Linked DNA regions of Homo sapiens: all the other regions are linked to region 2. Evidence: chromatin contacts called from ENCODE Hi-C or POLR2A ChIA-PET data. All regions are on one chromosome and are shown on one strand. The core of a region is the stretch at or near the end of the contact, and the rest is flanking DNA. Distances in the headings are between cores, read along the strand shown.

The links. Hi-C counts contacts between places; a loop is a spot of excess contacts on that map. ChIA-PET counts read pairs that join two places held with the same protein, here RNA polymerase II (POLR2A). Pooled maps may share reads with other maps.
Region 1: a loop to region 2 is called in a map with no recorded cell type, with 2.2 times the contacts of the local background. The contact joins the promoter of GAPT here to the enhancer-like site in region 2. A Hi-C loop is called at or near these places in 1 of 37 single-sample maps with no recorded cell type. POLR2A ChIA-PET finds 5 or more read pairs at or near these places in 1 of 52 experiments (RWPE1).
Region 3: a map of B cell shows a loop between it and region 2 (20-fold over the local background). The contact joins two enhancer-like sites. A Hi-C loop is called at or near these places in 1 of 168 maps with a recorded cell type or tissue (B cell), 1 of 37 single-sample maps with no recorded cell type and 7 of 50 pooled maps.

The regions. Positions count from the first base shown.
Region 1 is chr5:58,489,960-58,492,960 of GRCh38, forward strand. It overlaps GAPT (GRB2 binding adaptor protein, transmembrane), which reads left to right and starts at 1,476. Exons shown (of 3, transcript NM_001304431.2): 1 at 1,476-1,582.
Region 2 is chr5:59,125,301-59,128,442 of GRCh38, forward strand. The region is part of intron 5 of PDE4D (phosphodiesterase 4D); the gene reads right to left. Among named protein-coding and RNA genes, the nearest start is that of PDE4D-AS1, 87 kb to the left of the region's middle. RefSeq lists enhancers at 1,475-2,385, 2,386-3,142. Within about 2 kb of position 1,876, at least 20 of the 41 ENCODE cell types and tissues checked have a DNase peak (open chromatin) inside an H3K27ac peak, as active enhancers do.
Region 3 is chr5:59,788,996-59,791,950 of GRCh38, forward strand. All of the region lies in intron 1 of PDE4D (phosphodiesterase 4D), which reads right to left. All of the region lies in intron 1 of LOC105378988 (a long non-coding RNA gene), which reads left to right. Among named protein-coding and RNA genes, the nearest start is that of MIR582, 87 kb to the left of the region's middle. Within about 2 kb of position 1,561, at least 6 of the 41 ENCODE cell types and tissues checked have a DNase peak (open chromatin) inside an H3K27ac peak, as active enhancers do.

The DNA.
Region 1 (3,001 bases), core at 226-2,725, 640 kb before region 2:
CAAGTTCATAGCTTCACAACTTCATAACCTCCTTCACTGTAAGATTTTTGTCCAGGACACCCCTATTCTGCCTTAACACCTTATTCTATGAGGCTTAGCTCAGGTCTTGCCTTCCCTGACCACCCTCTGAGCTGGATGCCTCTTTCCTTTACCTCCACTGTCCCTGTCCATAATCCTGTCTTTCTTAGGCATTATCACTTTGATCTGAAATGTTCTGTGGGCGCAGCAGCCTCTCTACTTGGCTTTAAGTGCTGCAGGGAGCTTATTCACTCTTGCATCCTCATCTCTTAGCACAATGCCTGGCATAATGTCAGTGCTCAGCAAGTGTTAATAATACGTCCTGTCCTTCCAATGTCCAGTAGTTATTTCAGTAACTAAATCCTCTTTTTTAAAACCACCTTATGCAAAGTTAATCCTCTGTGGTTCAAAAAGTTCCAAGACAACTTAAAAGACAAATTTTCCATTACTTTGTCATCTCATCTGTCGAATTCATCTGTAATTTGTCTAATTCAGCATCTCCCACTGTGTGTGTTCCCATGAGTTGGACTCCAAGAGATGCTCTTGGTAAGCGTATCTATGTGGGAAACATGTTACTCAATCTAGCAAGGCAGCCAGTGCAGTGGTTTAGCACACAGGTGCTGGGGGCAAACTGCAGGCTCTGTCGGGCAAGTGATCATTCTGTGTGCTTCTGTTTCCTCTTCTGTAAAATAGGACTAATAACAGTTTTTCTCCCTCACAGGGTTGTTGCCAAGATTTGCTGAGTATTACACAAAAGGTTTGGAGTACTTAGTGCTAGGAACATACTGACTACTATTATTAAGCAAAGTTAAACAATTTCTTTTTCTTATTTGGTTTTATTTTGTTTGCTGGCTGTAAGACTGCTGAGAGCCTTTAGCATGCTGATGTACCCATGAATCTCCAGGGAAGCAGTATTCCCCACATTTACTTGATGGAAGAGCTGCTAGCATATCTCAGGGGTAATGGGCCTCAAAACATACCTTAGGAAATTCCTATTTATAAATTTAAAAGAACGTTAACATTTTCCAAACCCAAATTGGGACACTGATTTGACCTGTATGGCTATAACTTGGGAGCATTGGTACATAATATTAATATTTGAAGAGAGGACTGGTCTAGCAACACAAGTAAATAATAATAATAATAATAAAAGCCCAAGACCTATGTGTTACTACAATTAAAATATTTCTTTTTTTAAAAAATCAAAGTACAAGTGAAGTGACTTTTATTGATATTAAAGTGGGAACTGCAAATATGGCCCAAATAAAAAACCATGTAGGCTTTACGTATTATTTTCTGACACAGTTAAAAAACTATTACTTGACAAAGATGAAGGGCCAGACTTCCTTATTCAAAACCTCACGCCATTTATCTTAATTCTGCTGCATCTGATACTGACTTCCTCTAGAGCCAGGAAACTTTGCAAGTATTAAATAGCGTGAACGAAGGAGGGAAAGAAGGAAGTAACCCACCAAAGTGAAAAAGAGGAACAAGTTCTAACCCAATGCAGGTTTAAAACATAACCAAAAGAACAAAAGAGAGAGCTTGACACACCAATCTTGAGGTAAGTAAGAACCTGATTTAAGGTATTTGGATGATTAAACACTATAAGAAACAAGTTTGTCTTTAATTAATCAATGATTTTTATCTTACTACAGTTTTTAGAAAAAAATGCCTTACGTAGCTGTAAGGGGGAAACCCAATTTACAAACTGAGAGTGATGTTAATGTTTCTTTACAATATGATTATGCTTTGCTGTTACCTTGTTTCCAAACAGCAGGGCATTCTCTTACTTGAAAATTCCTGAAGTTTCTCAACAATTTGCGATTTTAAGAAAAATGTCAAATTGTTAGGTAACCTGTTGGAACTGCTTTCCAAAATGAAAACAGAGTCTTCTTTCAAACTGGTCAAAGTGAACATTATTTAAGTGTTAAACTATATTTGAATGGTTATTGTTTAAAATATGTTTTTCATTATAGTAGGTCTTTGTTCATGTCTCACAGGTTTTTTCCTCTAATGTTATTTCGAAGAAAATGATGCATTTCTTTTTCTGTAAAAAGTCTTCTTGTCTTTATCTTGGTAAATATCTCTTAGACAAACAATTTTAATATTTTGGATGTACCAGAATTTCTACTCTACATAGAATAACATAGATGGTAAAAATGCCTTTTCTTCTTAAAAATTAAGAGAGTAATTTATTGCCTTATCCTCAGCTACAGAAGTGACAATAGTTAGCCTTCCTCAACCCTCACCGTGACTTCTGTTGCAGGCCTAGTATCTTTCAAAAAGTTGATTAATTTCAATCAATACTTAAAGTGTATTTTGTAAATTTATTTCAAATATTCTGGCAAATAACTTCTTAAATCATTAACCATGTATACCATAAAATATCTTGCAGATAATTGGTGCTCATCTGTTTCAGACAGGAAATGAGGTCCTAATGATTAAAGTCATTTGGCTAAACTTTTGTCCTTGAACACAAGCACGGCTGGCCTTATAAAGGAGGGACCCTGCAGATTGTAAATCTTATGTGGCGGACCATACAGTTCTCAACCTCAATATTACTCCCAAAAATTCCAAGGAGATTAAAATGTTTCTGCATCTGGGGTGCTTGTCCCTGTATTTTTATCAAAAAATTGTATAAATTAGCTGCACATCTTATTTAATTTTCTTTTATGAAATGTCAAATTAAATATTTGCATATTAATATATTCTAACCTTGGACAAATTTATGAACGTTCATTACCATTAAACTTTTCATGAAAACTCACTGAAAGCAGAGCACCACTTTGTGAATTTCTATTTTTCTTCTCATTGTTACTATTATTATCCCATAAGGAGATTACTTCATTCATTAACAAATGTCTAATAGATTAGTCATTCTGTGTCTAATGCTGGTGTTGGTAATACAAAGGTAAATAATATATGATTTCCAACCTTCGAGAACCTCAGAGCTAATCAAGCTATACAAATTTTCTGACTG
Region 2 (3,142 bases), core at 626-3,125:
GTAATTTGGTCCACGAAAGAAATTAACACACCTGAAAAGGATTAAATTATTTTTCCTTTTCAAAATGATCCTCTTCCTTAAGCTTCCTCTGTCAATTGACTGCCAACCTTATTTGCTAATTCCCATCCCTCATCGGGCTTCCTAGCACTTCCTGCTGCAAATTAGTGTGCAGTGAACCTGAGCCTGCTCTCCAAAACACATCCAGACTCTTGGGGCTTTCTGGGCTTCCGCTAGGGTGCCTGGTGCAAAGGGGGCCTAAATCAATCAATTAAGGCCTGGGAAGATTCCAGGCAAGAGGAAGGGATATCTTGGGGGACAAAAGGAATGTGTAGGTGGGAAGAAGGGAGAAAGTCTTTCTTCGTTTTTCACTGCAGGAAATGATCTGGACAGAGAGCAATTCGAATCATAGACAGGGAGGGTTGGGCAGGATGCGATGGGGGAGCGAATGACAGACACAAGTGACAGGAACAACTTAGGGAGACAGGTCAGAAAACATCTAATCTAGGCACATAGCAGAAATAGTGAAGGGAATTGAAACAGTTGTTCTGTATTTTGTTCACAGTGTTAAAGTCAAAGTCAGTGCTTTTTAACCTCATGGGATGGAGCGGGGGAGGGGGCACAAGGAGCCTTGTGTGAAGGCTCTGGCTCTGCTTATTGATCCCCCAAATACAATAATACATCCTCACAATCATAAATTTGAGAGCAAGGGGCTCTGATCCTGTGATATACAATCTAGGCCCTTATTGGATCCTGGAACTGATTTTCAGAATCCTTTATTCTTTTAAGTACAATTGTAAAAAAAAAAAAAGAGAGAGAGAGAGAGAGAGAGAAAGCAAGGAAGAAAGGAAAAAAGGAAGGGAAGAAGGAAGGAAGGAAAAAAGGAAGAAAGGAAAGAAGGGTTCCATTTATAAACCTCAGACAAAACAAAAATGAAAGCAAAAGAGAACAAAAAATAGCCAATACGACCCAAGTTACAAATTTACTTGTATCCTTTCAGAGGATAACCCAAATTCCTGCAAGACAATTAGCCATCTTTCTTTCGATTATTACAGTAAGCAAGACGGGTTAAGAGTATATAGTAAATGTGCTTTGCTAAACTCCTTCTCCCTTTATTGACTCTATCACAAGAAGCACACTTAATATAATTTTTACAATTTTTTAAAGAACAAATAGGAAAGAGGAGAAGGTTGTACTTTAGCTACCTTTGTGTATTTGAAAGGAATGCTGTTCAGGGCTTCTTCCTTTTCAAAAAGAAACAGGTCTTTGAAAACGAAGAATCATTACTGTGCATATCTCTCGAGGGCTGCTCCTCTAGTATCAGTCCATTTGAAATAGGAGTTTCACATAATTCAATTTATTAAACCCACATTTCCTGCCAGATTTTGCTTTATGTGCCTATGTCCTTTTGTTTCCCGGCTAACATTTCCACATCTCGGAAATCATTCTTTCTAGTATAACTGAAGAATATGGATATTAAAATCAGATCAGCAAAAGATTTTTATGGACTTGGAAAGCTGCCCATTAATGCCGTAAAATAAAGCGTGTTATACAGCTGATATCATCAGTTCTACTCTATGTTGTTTTCATATTCCTGGCGGTGGGTGGAGAGTTAGAGTGGAACAATTAGGAGTGGGAAAGAGAATGAAAGGATTCGATCAATTGTGGAATTTCAAAGCGGAGACAATTTACACTAAAGAATTCAAAGACTTCGTAACCTCCAAGACATTTTCCAGTCCAGGTAACCGTTGAATTATAGCTGGAGGTGATGTTCTTGGAGCTGCCTGTGAAAGCTGAAATCACAACATGCCTGCAGTGTTCCCTTCCTAAACCAACTTTGCCATTTTCTCAGGCAGACACACAAACATGCAAGCGTCCACAGTAATGTGCGTGTGTGAGGGATGGGGGAAGAGTGATTGTTGCTTTGTAGTAGCTCCTTTGAAGTGTTTAATTCCTCCCTTGTAATCTCTTCATCAACACACATTTAAAGCATATCAGTTTTACCTCAGCAATTTGATTCTCAGAGGCTTATGTGGCTCAGGGCCTCTGTCCAGCACCTGGGTGGCACAGTTTGTTTTATGTGCATGCAGAAGTGTTAACAGAATTAATTTTTTTCCTTCTTTCTCTCTTTCTTCTTCCCCCACCTCCCCCAATTTAGGTTAATGAGCCCAGGCAGCAGTGTGTGTGAGTGAGCGGGCGTGTGCACAGGAGGGCCGTGAGCCTGCCTTTTTAAAATACAGGAAACGCATAGAAGAAAGAAGAGTTCAGCTGGAGCCACGACTTCCCTCTTTGCTTCTTTCCCTCCCCACCCCCCCACCCCCCACCTCACCCCCCACACTCCAGCACCGGCTTTTAATTTTCAAAAGCACTGCAATTGCTTGGTGTGGTTTCAAGAGCTGGGGTGCCATTCTCCCTGATGATGACTCTGCTGACGTCAATGGCATTCTTATCATGCCTAGTGCGACATCAGAAACCAGTCCTCAGAGGCTCCTCTTATTCACAGTGCCTGGGCTCTCAGCAAAATGTGGACCGGATTCTGAAACGCAAAGGACTCCCCGTTCCTAATCAGCGCTGCAATCCACCAGACAGTCTCCTTCTGCCGGCAGCTTGCCAGTTAAGACTTTGTTCCTTAGCGTTCTGTCCTGCAAGGACCCCCTGAAGGAGAAGAGAGGGCTAAGTGGATCACAGCGTGTCCTCCGTGTCTGAGCTTTCAGAGCCGTGTGTGTGTGTGTGTGTGTGTGTGTGTGTGTGTGTGTCCCTCAACCAAGGTTAGAGACTAGTCAATGCTGCTTCTGATTATTCTTCAGGTTTTACTAAAAGGCTTCAGTCTTTGATATAAGGCTATTCCCCCGACACAGTGGCTAAGACCCTCTTGTGTAAGTGCTCCTAGCTCACTCTCTGGATCAGAACCAGCGCCCAGGTCCCCACGTGAAGCCCATATTCACCCCAGATGGCAGCATGCACCTCCTCTCCTTTTTTTAATAAAGAAAAAGAAATAGGAGGTTGGGAGGAGAAGGAAAATAATCATAGCTGAATAATAATAGCAGAATAGGAAAATAGTATCACTAAGAATTAAATATTTCACTCTAAATACTCATGACTTGTTAAGAGGTCTGCTCTCAAAAGCTGAATTCACAAGGGAGTT
Region 3 (2,955 bases), core at 311-2,810, 660 kb after region 2:
AACAGTACAATACTGTTTCACAGCAAACAATCACTTCACTGTTACCTGAGCTTGGTTAGGATTTGCCTGAAGTAGACAGCCACGCGTTTTATAGGAACAGAGATACTGATGAATTCAGAAATATTTTATGAGAGAAGCGTCTCCCAAACTGGGAAGCCTCACCTAAGAAATATGCTCAGATGGGCATGACAGTTGTTTCAAGTGGTGAAGACCATTTCCAGGAAGAAAATTCACAAAAACTTTTTGTTCAGAATTAAGAACAAAAAATGTGCAATACAGAGAAGCAGGCTCACAGCTCAGTATAAAGGCTGGTTTCTAAAAGGCCAGAGCTGTCTCATGACAGATCAAGCTGCCTGGAAAGGCAATATGCGTTATGTCATCTATGTTCCCAGGAAGAAGCTACCAGACATGTGCTCAAGGCAAGTCAAGTTCTGTGCCAGAGAAGTGATGAGCCTGCGTGATGTCTACATTCCTTCCAGTGCTAAGATTCAAGATCCTCAGATTTGTGTCTGGGGAAAAACAGTATTACTTGGAATGATTGTAATTTTCTTGGCTATATTGAAGTCATACAGTATATTTAATTAGTCATTATATTCCCAGCTTTATACAGGTATGAATCTATTCCTCATGGGAGTGAAAACTATGCCCTGAATGCATATAAATGGCATTTTAATCTAAGATAAAATAGAAATCCTTGATTTAGTTCCATTAGTTCTAGGTCTCTGAAGGTCTTCATATTTAATGGCTGGCATCTTTACTTGCTCCTTCAGGGTTCTGCAAAACAGGAGTTTGGGGTCAGCGTTCTTCTAGGAGTAGAGTCAGGTCCTGATTCGATTTCATCCAGAACCAAAGTTATGTTGCTCTGATTTTAGAGTACACAGAGCTATAGCACTGAAGATAATTTTGAGCCTTATAAGCTAATGTGATATTTCTTTCAGTGTGATCAATGGAAGTTGAAAAGCAGGAAGAGTTCTTTCTGTACGTTTCTGCACTTGGTGGGAGTGTCATTGGAGAGAGTTTGGGGAGGGAGGAACTGACACCATTCCTGTCTACTTTATGCCAAACCTGTGACAGAGACACACAGAGCCTGGAGAGCTACTGGAGTACCTCTATCTGTAGACGAGGAAACAGGAGCTTACAGGGGACAGTAGTTTAGTGACATGTAGAGCCCAGGTTAAAACACAGCTCTGTCAAATCAAACCTTGTCTACTTTCAAACAACTGAACACAGCAAAATAATTACATGAGTGTTTTTAAATGTTGTATTTCAGTTATTGAAAAAAGAAGCCACTCACTCTTATTTTGGAATTATTAAAGTAGCCCAGAATCAAGATTTAAGTGGAAATATTTAAGACCAAAGGCACATTTTTTTCTTACCTTCAAAATATTTCGGGCTTCATGTGAAACTAAAGCCTTTAATAAGTTGACCTCAAAGATTGAAAAGAAAAGCAGATAAGCAATTTCCCGGTAAAGAAAGATTGCTACAAAATCGCTGTAGACTGTATGGAAATTTCAAAGGGTAGTGAAAATGTGCTCTGATGCCCAAAGTGAATAACAGGATGTGTGACTAAAGCTGTTGACCTACGACCAGCTAACTCACCTCAGAACCTACGGAGCTGCTGACGTTACTTCTCATTTTCTTTCTCTTTCCCCTTCCTCTCTTTGTCCTTATTTTTGATTCCACCCTCTGCCTCCATTCTGCTTCCTCCTCTTCAATGCTTTCTGTCATCCCGTCTTCCTTCTTTATTGTTTCTCTAATTGAGCCTAATATGCAATTCATTGTGAAATTAACATGACCCTAATATGAAAATGTGTTATAGATCACGAAAAACTTCCTGTCTACTACTATGTGTCCTGTTAAACCCAGGTTGCTGCAATCTGTTTCTTTCTCTGATAATAATTTTGCTTTCATTGTGCTCAGCGTGGGTTCTTCTGAGCTCACTCCACCCTCGCCCTGGGATGTGTGCCCATGTGGTGAGCACAGGGAGGTGGGAGTGCACTGTTAATTCTCTTCCTAAGAAAGAGAATGCGCCTTGTCCCTGTCTGAGGAAGACTTCCGAGTACACAGACTCAGAGTCCTGACAGTACGTCCAGCATCACAGAAAAATCTGCCATGGCATTTTATATTCCTAATTGTTCCTAATGTCAACAGAATAACATCCAAGAGAATTCACATAAATCTCCTGTTGAGAAATTTACTGTTACAGGAGCTTAATACTTCGTAATGCATGTACAGCCTAAATATGTTGTCCTTGGATGGAGAACACATTACTTATTAAAAGCCAGGAGAACAAACACTCTACTTGATCTTAGCCAAAGGCTAAAAAGCTATGAATATAATGGTGGGAGTTCACGGCGCTGAGAGCAACACAAAACCACTTTAGAGAACCTGCACTGTGAATTCTGGTTCTTCTCAGCTGATGGCATTGCATGCTTTCTTTAACCTCATGATTCTGTGTTTTAGAATGAAGACATTGTGCTGCTAACCCTCATAAAAGCAGGGTAAATGATGGAGAGGCCAAGCACACCCTCAACTCGTATTGACAGAATTATCCCTCAAACTCCCAGAGTTATTTGACATTATTAACATGGTCTGTAGTATTCATTTTATTTATTCTTTCAAAAATATTTGTAGAGTACCTTCTCAATTACAGTCAGTCACAAGACCGGGCCCTGTAAGGGTTAAAAATAAATACTGAAATATAAGCAATATGAAATAAATTCCTGCTTCTAAAGTTACAGGTCTAGGAGGGAGCAGACAGCCCCGGGCTTAGAATCCTAAGACTTGATTCAAGTGCTGCTTCTGCCACTCACTCTCTGAGTGACCTTAGGCAACTCACTTACACCTCTGTCTCTCACTTTCTCTCCTCATAAATCACAGATTATATCCAGCTCCTGGGATGTTATGAGACAAAACGAGAGAATGTGTGAGAAACTGCCCTGGGTACTCTGACTA